Linked DNA regions of Homo sapiens: region 2 is linked to region 1. A link is an interaction called in ENCODE POLR2A ChIA-PET data of the cell type or tissue named here. Cell type or tissue: CD4-positive, alpha-beta T cell. All regions are shown on one strand. Links, peaks and the distances in the headings refer to the core of each region. The heading gives the core; the rest is flanking DNA.

Region 1 (6,879 bases), core at 2,266-4,765:
CACAGCCAAAGCATAATTGAATGAATGTGGCTGTGAGTCAATAAAACTTCATAAAATTAGGTGGTGGACTGGATTTGGCCTTCCATCCGTAGTTTGCCAACCCCTACTTTGGATTCACCCTTTTATTCAGTCCTTGCCAATAACCCATTCAGATGGGTATTAGCTCCAATCTACAGAGAAGGAAACTGATGCTCAGAAGGGCTACGCAGAAAATAGGTGGCAGAACGAACTTTCGAACTCAAGTCTGACTCTCCACGAATAAACAAGAGAAGAGAGAGCCAGTTTTGAAACATGGTGAGAGGCATAAGAGTCATTTTTAGCCATCCTGATTTTGTAATAAGAGTCTAATTTTAATTTAGCAACTTTTCAGCACTAGATATTTATAAGCATTATTTCATTTAATCCCAATGACTATGCTATGAAATATTTACTGGCTACATTTTATGGAGGACAAAATTGAGTTCAGTGAGGTCCACCTGTCTGTGGTGACACAGCCAACCAGTAGCAGAATGGGACACAAAGGTCAAGCTCCAGAGCTGGGCTTGCTGCCACCACAGCTTGCTTCCCAGGGGCAGATGTGGCCTACCCCGAATCTGAGTGGATGTGGACCTGTGTTTTTGTTCCCTGCCTCACCACGTGAGGTGAGAGGAAGAAGCAGTGTTAGCACTTTAGCACTTTGGGGACCTGTGATTGAGCTTTGATTATAATTTTTTTTTAAATATATATATTTTTTAATTAGAGACAGGGTCTCACTACATTGCCCAGGCTGGTTTCGAACTCCTGGGCTCAAGCAGTCCTCCTGCCTTGGCCTCCCAGAGTGCTGGGATTACAGCTGTGAGCCAAGGCACTCAGCCTAATTATAAATATTTAAATAAGTGTTGTCATTCATTGAAGGCATATCCTATGCCAGTCACTGCATTAAGTATTTTATATACATTCTCATTTAACCTTACTAATAATCTTATAAGGTGGGGAACAGAGGCTCAGGGATGCTAAGTGATTTGTCCAAAATCACACAGCTTCTAAGTGGCACAGATGGGATTCTAACTGTCAGACCTTAGCACACCAGCTCTTAACCTCACTGCTGTAATGGGGAATGCAACCTCAATGCTGCACTGACGGGTATTTTTGAGCATCTATTGAGTTGCCAGGCTCTGTGATAGGTGTTAATAAAACAAGTGGTGACTAAAGCACATAGGGTCTCTGAGACCATGGAGCTTTCAGGTTGGTGGGAAAGATAGGCAGGGCAGTCCCAAATGAGCGCTGAATAATGATGGAATTACAAGTGGTTAAGAGCTGGGAAGAAAAAGTACGTGCTGCAAGAGACCTGGGTGTGAGAGGCAAAGGACAACTTCAGGGTTAGATATTTAAACTGAGCCCTGCAGGAGGCCTCAGCCAGGCCAAGAGGGAAGGAAAGAATCTAAGAATCTTTCCAGTAGAGGAAGTGGTCTGTGCAGAGGTTCTGAGGCAAGCAGTGCTGAGCACTTCAGCCTGATCAAGGAACAGAGAATGCTGCAGTGGCTCAAGAAGAGCAAGTTAGTGCAGTGAGGACGATGAGGTCAGAGGGAGAGGGGCAGAGCTGCCAAGGAAACATGTTTTACCCTGCATGTGATGGGAAAGAGTCTAAAGGGTTAGGAAGGGAAACGACATGGTCAGATTTGCATTTTAAATATAAGGTCTACATGTCTATCTGGCTACCTGAAGGAGGGCCCAAGGGGATTCTGGGGGAATAGACAGTGACAGTCAGTGGCTATCACCATCGCCCTGGGGGAGATGACAGAGCCAGCTCCAGAAAAGTGGGGAGATGTGTTCTGGAGGTGGGACTGGCAAGCTGGGTGATAGATTGCATGTGGTGATGAGGACGAGGACGTCAGAGGGAACTCCCACACCCAGCAGACTGAGGGGGCCCTTCATGACGGGGAAAGGGGACATCAGGAGCACATTTGAACATGCCGGGTTCCAGGCATCTCCTCGTATCAAGTCAACTGGATATATAGGTCTGAGCTGGAGATTAAAATGTGGGAAGCAGTGGCATATTGATGGTATTTAAAGCCATGGGAGGAGATAACCCTTCTTCTGAGAAGAAGGAGGGTTTACAAGACAGGGAGGCCTAGGAATTCAGAAGAATGCTACCATTTAGAGAGTGGCAGAAGATGGGGAGAGATGGTACCCGGGACCTGCAGAGGTGAGGATGGAGAACGTTTCCAAGGGATGGAGAGCAATATGCAGATTAGAAAGCTATTCCTGTAAATGCAAATCTCGTCTCACAGCGAGACATGTGTCTGGACAGGAAGGAGCTGTCTCAGCTATAAGAAGTGCCTGATGAGGTGGGGTCGAAGCAGTGTTCTCTTTCATCTTATACACTTCTGAAGCCTTTAAAAGTAGGACCATATGTTACTGTTGAGTCTTTTTTTTTTTTAAAGAATGCATTGCCAGTCGGGTGTGGTGGCTCATGCCTGTAGTCCCAGCACTTTGGGAGGCCAAGGCAGGTGAATCATGAGGTCAGGAGTTCAAGACCAGCCTGGCCAACATGGTAAAACCCTGTCTCTACTAAAGAAACAAAAAATTAGCCGGGCATGGTGGTAGGCACCTGTAATCCCAGCTGCTCAGGAGGCTGAGGCAGGAGAATCGCTTGAACCTGGGAGGCAGAGGTTGCAGTGAACTGAGATCACGCCACTGCACTCCACCCTGGGCAACAGAGCAAGACTCTGTCTCAAAAAAAAATATATATATATATGGCTGGGTGCAGTGGCTTATGCCCGTAATCCCAGCACTTTGGGAGGCCGAGGCGGGTGGATCACCTGAGGTCGGGAGTTCGAGACCAGCCTGACCAACATGGAGAAACCCCATCTCTATTAAAAATACAAAATTAGCCGGGCATCGTGGCACATGCCTGTAATCCCAGCTACTCGGAAGGCTGAGGCAGGAGAATCACTTGAACCCGGGAGGTGGAGGTTGCGGTGAGCCGAGATTGCGCCACTGCACTCCAGCCTGGGCAACAAGAGCGAAACTCTATCTCAAAAAAAAAAAAAAAATACTACATATCCACCAAAACCATCCTGGTGATTATCTATGGAGACATAAAGCTGATGTCCTAGTTTCTTTTGGGGTGAATGAATCAATGTGTTATTTGCATGTATTATTAGTTCACAATCCATGTTTAAAGTAAAGTGCTCACTGGATGTTGGTAAGTGCTCACTGGGGATGTTGGTAAGAGAAAATTCTTTGGAGTAGTGAAAGTGGAGGCTGGGAAGCAATGGCTTAAGGAAGGAGTACTGAAGGAAAGAAAAAATGGGGGCAGACAGGCAAGTGCAGACAACTTGGTTGAGTTTGGTCACGAAAAGAGAGCAAGGGATTGGGCTGGAAGAGGATGTGCTGCCCAGCAAAGGCTTTTTAAGATGGGAGGATGCTGAGGGAGACAGAGGGCAAGCGATTGGGACAGGAGAGATGATACAGTGGTCCTCGGGCAGGTGGCTGGGTAGACCAGAGTCCCCGAGCAAGCTGTGGCCCTGGCCCCCGTCCAACGCATGTCTGTCTGCACATCCAGCCCTAGCTTACGCCAGGCCCTTGGTCAGTGTCCACTAAGGCACAACGCTGTTAAGCATGGCCACCCACTACAGACGACCAGAAGAGGGCAGCCTTGGCCTTCCAAGAAAAGCTGTAAGTCGGGGAGCCACCTCTCCAGAAGCGCACCAAAGGGTCTGCATGATCCCATCACAGGGAGGGGGCTTAAGTCTCTCCTCGCCCCTGCAGTTGGCTGAGGGCATCCATCACTGGCTGAATCCCAGCTCAGCCATCCTCTCCCCAGCCACCTTGGAAAAAACAGAGTCCAAGGCAACTCAGCAGGACTCAAGCTGCCACCACCCTGATGCGGAACCTCCATCTCTCATTTCCTTATACGTTAAATGTGTCCTCACCAGGCTACGGTCAGAATCCCCATTAAAAAAAATAGTAATTACCTCACAGGGCTGTTGTGAGAATAAAATGAGATCGTGTACAGAAAACACTTGGCAAAGTACCTGACACAACAGACACACTCAGCAAAGGGCAGATGCTTCTCCAGTCCCCGCTGTCATCAAGGTCTCTCTCAGCCTTAACACCTCACTCTGCCCTTTCTTCTACAGAACCAAGCTCCTCCCCCTGGGGTTCCTGAAGCAGAAAACTCTAGGCAGTGGGGTTTGGTCCTGTTCTTCACCCTAGACCTCGGGGACTGAAAGGATCCTGCTCCTTTTCATCCCACGTGGAGGCCCAGGGCACCGCAGGAAGAAGTGGGAAACGAGGACGTCCTGGCTCTGCTACCCACAGATGGCTGACCCCATGGTTTCCTCAACTGTAGAACGGCAGTCTCTCCCACTGTGTGCCTCACAGAGCTTCGTGGAAGACATGCACAAAACGAGGTGTGCAAAGCATGAACTAGCCCAAAGATAAGAGGAAGCACCTCATCTACCATGAAAGGCATTAACATTCGGTCCCTGCTACAGGTTAACCTGCTCATTCTGACCATCCCGGCCAAGTGCACACCTCTCCCCAACCTGGAGTCGCTCCAGCCCTGTCATCCTGCCCAGGACTCCAGGAGTCCTTTCTAGAACTCTCCTCACAACATCCAGCCATATTACGCAACCATTACTAACCACCAAGAAAATAGTGCTAATGACAATATCACAAAGCAGTGCCCACTGGACTTGCTCCCACCTCAGGGCCTTTGCACCTGCTGTTCCTGCTGCCTGAAATGCCCTTTCCCTGGTTATCTACCTGGCTTGATCCCTTGGCTCTTTTGGGTCTGTATTCAAATCTCAGTGAACCATTCCCTGGCCAAACTATCTAAAAGTACAATCCTCTCTCCCAACATTCCTTACTTCCCTTTCCTGCTTTCTCTCTACAGCATTTTCCATCTAAAATACTAAATATTTTCTTTATTTCATCTTTTTTTTTTTTTTTGTAAACAAGCTCCATGAAGGAAGGGCTTTTGTTGTTTTATTTTGTTCACTGCCAAATCCCCACCTAGAATAATGCTTGGCCTCAGAAGAGATGCCCAATTAATATTTGCTGAATCAATAAATGAGATACTTTCAGCTCTACTTAGTTGAAACTTTATAGCTTAAATGCTTTTATCTAGCAAGGACAGAATAGAAATAAATAAACTAAGCATTCAACTCAAGGACAGCAGTCTATCAATTCTGTATTGCTAGCCCTGCCTAGCACAGTGACTACACGCTGTAGGAGTTCAGTAGATACTGAATGACAGTAGATAAGTAAAGTTAATCTAAAGTGGCTATGCGCGGTGGCTCACGGCTGTAAACCCAGCACTTTAGGAGGCTGAGGCGGGTGGATCACCTGAGTTCAGGAGTTTGAGATCAACCTGGCCAACATGCTGAAATCCTGTCTCTACTGAAAATACCAAAAAATTAGCCAGGTACGGTGGTGTGCACCTGTAATCCCATCTACTCGGGAGGCTGAGGGCAGGAGAATCACTTGAACCCGGGAGGCGAAGGTTGCAGTGAGCCAAGATGGCAACACTGCACTCCAGCCTGGGTGACAGAGCAAGACACCATCTCAAAAAATGAAAAAAATAAATCTAAAGAGAGCAGGAGGGAATGAAGACAACAGCAGAAATCAAATTAGAAAGACAGAATTGGTGGCAACAACAAAACTACAAGGACTAGTTAAGAAAATGCACCGCCACACATTATTATGATTATAAAAGGAAAAAGAAAAGAAACCAACAATATGGAGACGCTTTTGTTTTAATTAGAAGAACATCATGTATAGCTCTGTGCCAAACAAATTTGCAAATCTCCATTAAAAAGATGAGCTTTCTACCAGGGACAAAGAAGATTCCAATCTGGAACTTCAAGGCTGACAAATTCCATGCTCGTTTCTCCCTCCCTCATCCCTTGAGACCCCTCCTGAGTGGGTGGTCTTCCCAGAGGGCAAGGACCAACTACAGGTACCTCTTGCTCCCCAGAGCCCACCTGGACTAGCCTGGCCATGTGTGTGTTCAGTGGGCATGGAGGGTCAGTGCACCGTGCGGGCAGGGCTCACCTTGTTGGCACAGCTAAAGCCCAGCCCCAGCTGGGCCAGAACCTTCAGCACACCTGGGCTGCTGTTGCACTTGACAGCATAAAAGGGCCGGACTCGTGGCAGGCACTTCAGAAAGCAAAAGTGCTTCCTCACTATGGCACCCAGGTCAGCCACGAAGAAGGCAGCTACCTCGTCCTGAATGACAAGAAGTGGATGAATGTGAGACCCCATCCAGCTCGCACCCTGTGCATGCCATCCGTGATCCTTCCAAGTACCTGACCCAGGTTCAGTACTGGCCACAGAGCTACCCTGCTGCTAAGTTTTCTGGGCCTCCCCAAGCCTACAGGGCAGAAGGCAAACTCCTCAGCCTGGCATTCAAGGCTCTGATCTAGCCCCAATCCCTCCCCTCAATGCGGCTAAAACTCCAGCTGTAGGCTGGATCATTTTCCCACCTTCAAACCTTTGTTCCCACCATGTCCTGCAGAATACCCTCCCCACTCCTGTGTCTGGCAAAATCCTTAAAGTTTCACTCAAATGCCACCTTCCCCAAACCAATAAGGCAACTCTGCTTTTAAATGCTCCCACTGCATTTGCATATGCTTCCAAGGTATCAGAACTGCATATGCATCTGTCCATTCTAGAAAAGGGTAAACTCCCTAAAGGCAGAAGCTATGACCTACAGCTCACTGCCTTCCAAACACAGGTGCTCAATGAAGCCTTAAGCTAGTCCCACTGACACTGCAACCTATCCCTATGGACAACTGTTCATTGTAGATGTGCTAAAGGCCAAACATGTATGAGGCTGTGGGTGAGACCACATTACTTAAATGTGGAAGGGACCCTTCCAGAGTTGCTTCC
Region 2 (6,879 bases), core at 1,698-4,197, 100 kb after region 1:
CCACCGTGTCCAGCTGATTTCTCAGCTCTTACAGCTCCAGGGTACTTAGGTTGTGGGCTCTCTGCTGGGGTAGTACTTTTTCTTTCTGTTATGACGCAATACACCTGGCTGAGGTGTAGCACTGGTCTGTACTAGCCATCAGCAGCATCTTGGGCACAGGGGCCAAGGTGATGCCATTGCCTCAGTGGGGCAGGGATAAGGCACACCAGCACAGAGCCACAGCAGCCTGTCACCTTGCAAGAGATGGTGTGGGGGCTAACTGATCTTATTCCCCCAGTGGCTTCTCTGCACAGGGACAATGGAGAGCCTGACCAGGTGATGTCCCCTCAGATGGCCGTGGCTACCTCCTCGGAGCACTTAACACCCAGACCAACGTGGCCACTGTAGTCCCCAATGGCAACACACACCTTGAACCTGGTATGCTGGTCAGCGCAGGTCTGCTTTTGCACGGGCGTGGTCTTCAAAACCTCATCCTTGAGAGATGCCCCCAGGAAAAAGTCAATGATCTCAGACTCCTCGATGGTCAAGGAGAAGGGCTAGATTTCCTCCAGGGACTTGATCTTCATGTCCTTGACCAGGTAGCCCAACTTGGTGACAGGCATCCATTCCTCATCTTCATCCTTGCCTCTGCAAGCTCCATGGCCCAGGCCCTGACCCCAACCACTATCCAGGCCCCAATGCCACTGCCAAAGCCTCCGTGGAAACCACTATGACCTCCCATTCCAGGGCCCCAAGGGCCTCTGAGTCCTCTCTCTGCACCAGTCATCTGCACTTTGGTGTTTTCTCAGGGAAGAAGTTGAACCAAGATCTTTCTGACTCTGAAGTTCATGTTTAACTAAAATGGTTACTTCCTTTTCTCAATTAATAAACAGAAACAAAGATTCTAGGCCAGGCACAGTGGCTCATGCCTGTAATCCCAGCACTTTGGGAGGCCAAGGTGGGCGGATCACCTGAAGTCAGGAGTTTGAGACCAGCCTGGTCAACACGGTGAAACCCCGTCTCTATTAAAAATATAAAAATTAGCTGGGCATGGTGATGGGCGCCTGTAATCCCAGCTACTCGGGAGGCTGAGGCAGGAGAATTGCTTGAACCTGGGAAGCAGAGGTTGCAGTGAGCCAAGATCGTGCCATTGCACTCCAGCCTGGGCAACAGAGCGAGACTCCGTCTCAAAAAATAAAATAAAATAAAGCTCTTAAATTACCTGTACTGCACAATAATTCTTTTGTATGCTCAATTATTTTGTATGCTCAATGAGAATTGGTTTTCATAACTTTTCGAGCTTCTTGGGCTGCATTCCTTGGCTGGTGGTCCCCTCTTCCATCTTCAAATTCTTTTGTATGCTAAAATAAGTAACTGAAGGAAAGGCTGTCTTGAGATACCTGGACATTGAAGCCTCTCTGCCTTTAAGAAAATGACCCCATCTCTAGGGATGCATTGAGATTGAGCAGAGAATTCAGGAGTGCTCCTGGTATCTGCAGGGGTGACTCCAATCTGTTTCTATATTCAGCATTATCAGCTTAGCGCATGCTAAAAGGTGAGTTTGGTTTTGTGAGGATAATACCAAATTCTGGGGTGGCATCTTTGGAGTTGGGTGGTTGGAGGATAAGTTGTAAAGCTGGTGTTAGTTAAATGTGCCTCTGATGTGAGTCCACAGGGCAAACCGAGGACAGTGCTCTTATGGAAAAGAGCTAGGGCCATGAGAATCTACAGTGGGGCAAGCTTAGGGGTTCACAGAGGCCTTCCCAGAGGAAGTGACTTCTAACTAACACTTGAAGACAGGTAGGCATTAGCTAGGCAAGGCAGTCGAGAACATTCTGGACATACATATCACCTCCGCCAGTAGCTGGAGTTGCAGCTTCATCTGTAGGACCAAAAGAGTGACACCCACAGGCCCCTTACTGCCTAGAGGAATGCTGGGACTCTGCCCTAACCTCAAGAACCTCTGCAAGATCCTTGTCTTGTGAACCTCATGCACTGTTTGACTTCCTAGGAAATGCTATGGATTTCTTAAAATGAGATTTCTGGTATATCCACTGCTTCTGCCTGAGGCACTTTTTGTTTTCTGGAATGGTGTGGTGAGCCTTTTAGCAGAGCAGTCCTAGAATCTGCTCTAGCATTGACTTGTTACATGACCTTGGGCCAGTCACTTCTTCCCTCTGGGCCTCGATTTGTCCATCTGTAAAGTTGGGAGCAGGTGGAGCCCTTCCAGCTCTGATGCTGTCTGGTGGGACTGTGAGGAAGCAGTGTCCTGTAGTGGTTAAACCCCAGACTGTGGCCCTGAGTGGGAGTCCTGCCTGCACCATTTACTGGGACCTTGGGCAAATCACTTCTCCTCTCTGAGGCTCCATTTCCTCATCTGTACAATAGGACCTACATTCCTATCCCCCTGGATTGTATGAGGATTAAATGAGATTACAGACATAAAGCATTTGAGGCTGTGCCAGGCCCAGCAAATGGCAGCTTCTGTCATATTTTGTAATGGATGTGAAATAGAAAATGTTAACTCTGCTGATTGCTGCGAAACACACCATCCTCAGGGTTTACCATCAATGCAATCTCTGCAAACTGTCAGAAGGTCCTCTGATGGGTGTCCAGGGAAACACCCAAAGCTGGGTAGCTTCACTTCAGCAGGAACTGAGGAAATTCCCCATGGGGAAAAGTTGGCCAAGTAGGTGGTGGCTGTGCTAATTTGTGGGTATGAAGACAATTCCTAGACTCTGAGCTGCAAGGGTGAGCCTGGGATGGAGTCTGGGTGGCCTGAATTAGCTCAGGGTGGGAAAGGAAATGTCCCTTGCCCCTAGCTAGTAACCAGAGTCAGGATAGCCTAGGGCAGGATGGAAAGGAGAACTGAGTCTTCCCTCACCCATGACCTGCCCTGGTCCTCTGCCTGTGCCACACTATCACTCTAATTCTGACCATCTGATGCCTGCTCATATTGCCACTTGTAAGTCTGACTGCTCTTTACATAAAAAATGGGAAATGAAGGCTCAGAGAAAGGCAGGGACTTGCCCAGACCACACAGCAAATCAGAACCAAAATCTAGGTCTCCAGGCCTCAGATGCAGCTATCTCTGTCAGCATCAGACAGCCTCCTTGATTCTGGCAAGAGAGTGAATGGCTGGTTGTTGCCTGGCAACCACAGCCACCCCAGATGTTTTCTATCTCCACATTTTCATGAGAATCAGGCCATTCAGCGATAGCTGGGCTCAGACCTCAGAGAGAAAATGTCTCTGGTCTTAGGGGCAGTAGGGACAGGACTCCTCATGTTTGAAGCATTTACCTAGGCTAGGCACAGTCAGTTCCCCTCCAGGTTCTAGAACTCTCCCAGGCTGCCCCGACCCATTTCTCTTTCTTGCTTAGGGACGAGATTCACACGATTTCCTCCCTTCTGGCTGAGCTGAGCTGTGCTCTGTCATCACCGACAGCAAGTGCTGGAGGAGAAAATCCTGCTGGGGCCTTTAATCACATTGAGAGAGCAATTTAGGAATCACCCTGGGCCTGAACCCTGGCTCTGCCAGTCATTGGCTACATGACCTTGATCAAGTTACTCCACCTCTCTGAGCTGGTTCTTTCATCTGTAAAATGGGGTTAATGTCTGCCTCTCAGGTCTGTGTAAAGAGTTAATGAAATAATGAATGTAGGCCAGGCGCAGTGGCTCACGCCTGTAATCCCAACTCTTTGGGAGGCCGAGGTGGGCGGATCACGAGGTCAGGAGATCGAGACCATCCTGGCTAACATGGTGAAACCCCGTTTCTACTAAAAATACAAAAAATTAGCCACACCTGTAGTCCCAGCTACTCGGGAGGCTGAGCCAGGAGAATGGCGTGAACCCGGGAGGCGGAGCTTCATCTCAAAAAAAAATAAAAATATGAATGTAAGGTATCAGGCATAGGAATAGGTATTCAGGGCCACGCGTGGTGGCTCACACTTGCAATCTCAGCACTTTGGGAGGCCGAGGCAGGCGGATCACCTGAGGTCAGGAGTTGGAGACAAGCCTGGCCAAGACGGTGAAACCCCATCTCTACTAAAAATACAAAAATTAGCTGGGCATGATGGCAGGTGCTATAATCCCAGCTACTTGGGAGGCTGAGGTGGGAGAATCACTTGAACTCGGGAGGTGGAGATTGCAGTGAGCTGAGATCGCGCCATTGCACTCCACCCTGGGCGACAGAACCAGACTGCGTCTCAAGAAGAAAAAAAAGAAATAGGTATTCAGTATTAACATCTGTATCAGTCAACTTTCTCAACTGCAAGCAGTAAGATTCCACTAAAGATTGTCTAGCAGAAAAAGGCCAGAGGATCAGGCTGGGGGCTACACATCAAGAACAGTATCCCCAGAATGCCACTTCAGTGAAGACCCTAGGGCCACCCCCAGTTGCCAACACACAGCACAGATGTGGCAGCACGCATTAGGGATTTTCTGTAGCCTCACTCACCGTGGCACCCCTTGCCCTTCTCTCTGCCCTTTTGGGATCTGGTACAGGAGGAAGGAAGTGGATTCCTCACGCTCATGGCTAGACTGCATAGGGAAAACACATACATAAGCACTATACCCCTGGTGCTGTTTACACTGCTTACAACCCTCCCTTAGAGAATGATACTACTATTTTGCCAGTTGATAGATATGGAAACTGATGCACAGAGAGGTTTTTTTCTTAACTTGCCTGAGATCACACAACCAGTAAACAGTAGAACCAGAACTGGAACCCAGGCAGTTTAACTCTCTTGCTAATGTCCTGAACTAGAACTCTCAGGGTAACCAGAGTTACCCTGAGAAATTACTATTTCCCATCTACATGATGGGAAGATTCTATCATAACTGTGACTAGATGGATGGATGGATGGATGGATGGATGGATGGATGGATGGTTTATTCATTAATTCAACTTTAAGTGCTTTTTATGTCCCAGGCTCTGTGGTCAACACCAAGTAAAACTAATATGTTCTCTGACTTTAAGGAACTTAGGGCTAGTGGAGGAAAAGAACAAGAAATAAGCAAACACTCAAGTAAACTAAATACTTGGAAATTATGAGAAGAGCAAGGAAGGAAACACAGAACAAAGTATAAGAAAGAATCACTGGGGCAACATTATGGGTAGGGAGGACTCTCTCCCTGGCTCACTGTTCAACCATACTGGCCTCCTGGCTGCTCTTTGTTTTTGTTGTTGTTGTTGTTGTTGTTGTTTGTTTGTTGTTGTTGTTGTTTTTGAGACAAAGTCTTGCTCTATCACTAGGGTGGAGCGCAGTGGTGCGATCTCGGCTCACTGCAACCTCCGCCTCCCGGTTTCAAGCGATTTTCCTGCCTCAGCCTCCCGAGTAGCTGGGACTACAGGGGCGCGCTACCATGCCCAGCTAATTTTTGTATTTTTAGTAGAGATGGGTTTCACCATGTTGGCCAGGATGGTCTTGAACTCCTGACCTTGTGATCCGCCCACCTTGGCCTCCCAAAGTGCTGGGATTACAGGTGTGAGCCACTGCACCCGGCCCTGGCTACTCTTTGGAACCACCAAGCACACTTAGGGCGTTTGCTTTGGCTGTTCCTTCTGCTTAATAAGGGTTTCCCCAGTTACCTACATGGCTAACTCCCTCACCTCCTTAAAGTTTTGTATGCATAGCACCTTCTCAGCAAGACCTTCCTTGACACCACTGTTTAACAACTCATCCTGCCTCTTCCCTGCACTGATGCTGCATCAGCACTCCTTGTCTCCTCCCTGCTCTACTGTATCTTCCCCTTACCACTTTCTAACACAGTTTATTTATGTGTATTTATAATTTATTATATTTATTATGTTTACACTTTGCTTTACCTTGTAGAATGTAAACATCACAAGAGAGCAGGGATCTTTGTTCTGTTCACTGAAATATGGCACATAGTAAGTGCTCAAAAGTATTTACTGAATGAATGTAAATAATGTCCCTGATGTCACACAGCTGGAAAGTGGCATTTCTGTGATTTGTATCTAGTGTTATTTGGCTCCAAAGCTATAGAACCTTATTACTAGGGCTGTTACGGGGCTCAAATGGGTTCACGTGTCAGCCACTTAGCACAGTGCCTGGTAGGAAGGTTAATGTGCCATAAACATGAAATAATAGTTGTTATTATTAATTATTGACAGGGCCCCTCCCTCTTGGGCTCATTTTTCTAAATTTCATAATAGTACAGCAGGCTTTTTGGGGTAAGACGTCAAGCCTGACTTGACAGACACACTGACATGACTCTTAGGAAGGAAAAATGCAGCGGTGCCAGCCCCAGTAGCCTGGAACCCTGCCCCAGCAGGACCCAGTCCTCTATGTGGCCCAGCCTACTTCGTAACTGAGCTGAAACTGTTCACCCACAGGGACTGCAAACAACACAGACTTCCTGTATTTTGAGAAAGGGGAAGTCCAACCAGTGATTTACCTTGAGTCATTTGTTTCGAGACGGAAGCCTCAGCAGTTGGCAGAAAGTATAGGAAGGAGGAAGGCTGCCAGAGGCAAGAAAGGAGACCTGGATTCTAGAAGGAATGCCACTACTTCTCAGCTGACCACACTGAGCAAGTCCCCTCTCTGGCCTTAATTTTCTCACCTGGAAAATGGGACAATGATCTTTACCTCACTGGCTTCTCTAGGCAGTGCTAATATCGATGAGTGCCTGTGTGTGAAGAGCTGGAAATACAGGAATGCATCAGCATCTTGCAACTGGAAGGGCAAAGTTCAGAGGTTAAAAATTTACAAACTATGAAGTCACTTAGATCTGGATTCAAATCCTGCCTCCATCACTTTCTAGCTGTGTGTCCCTGGGCAAGTAATGTAACCTCTCTAAGTCTCAGGATCTTTGGTTTCCTCAGCTGTGAAATAATTTTTCTCCTAAACTGATTTTGAGGATTAAATGAGATATGCA

The links. ChIA-PET counts read pairs that join two places held together with the same protein. Peaks named below come from ENCODE experiments on the same cell type or tissue, not always from the same donor. Only the 100,000 strongest peaks of a DNase experiment are listed, where the experiment ranks them.
Region 2: POLR2A ChIA-PET joins it to region 1 with 5 read pairs; 7 of 35 experiments call an interaction of 5 or more read pairs at or near these places.

The regions. Positions count from the first base shown.
Region 1 is chr1:33,083,291-33,090,169 of GRCh38, reverse strand. It overlaps AZIN2 (antizyme inhibitor 2), which reads right to left. Exons shown (of 12, transcript NM_052998.4): 5 at 6,043-6,216. Among named protein-coding and RNA genes, the nearest start is that of AZIN2, 5.6 kb to the right of the region's middle. RefSeq lists an enhancer at 5,575-6,074. In CD4-positive, alpha-beta T cell, for the core only: no CTCF peak of the experiment used is centred there; a DNase peak (open chromatin) is centred at 3,629.
Region 2 is chr1:32,980,848-32,987,726 of GRCh38, reverse strand. It overlaps the pseudogene LOC100419257. Among named protein-coding and RNA genes, the nearest start is that of RNF19B, 19 kb to the right of the region's middle. RefSeq lists enhancers at 5,963-6,879, 6,666-6,879. In CD4-positive, alpha-beta T cell, for the core only: no CTCF peak of the experiment used is centred there; a DNase peak (open chromatin) is centred at 3,086; H3K27ac peaks cover 1,585 bases.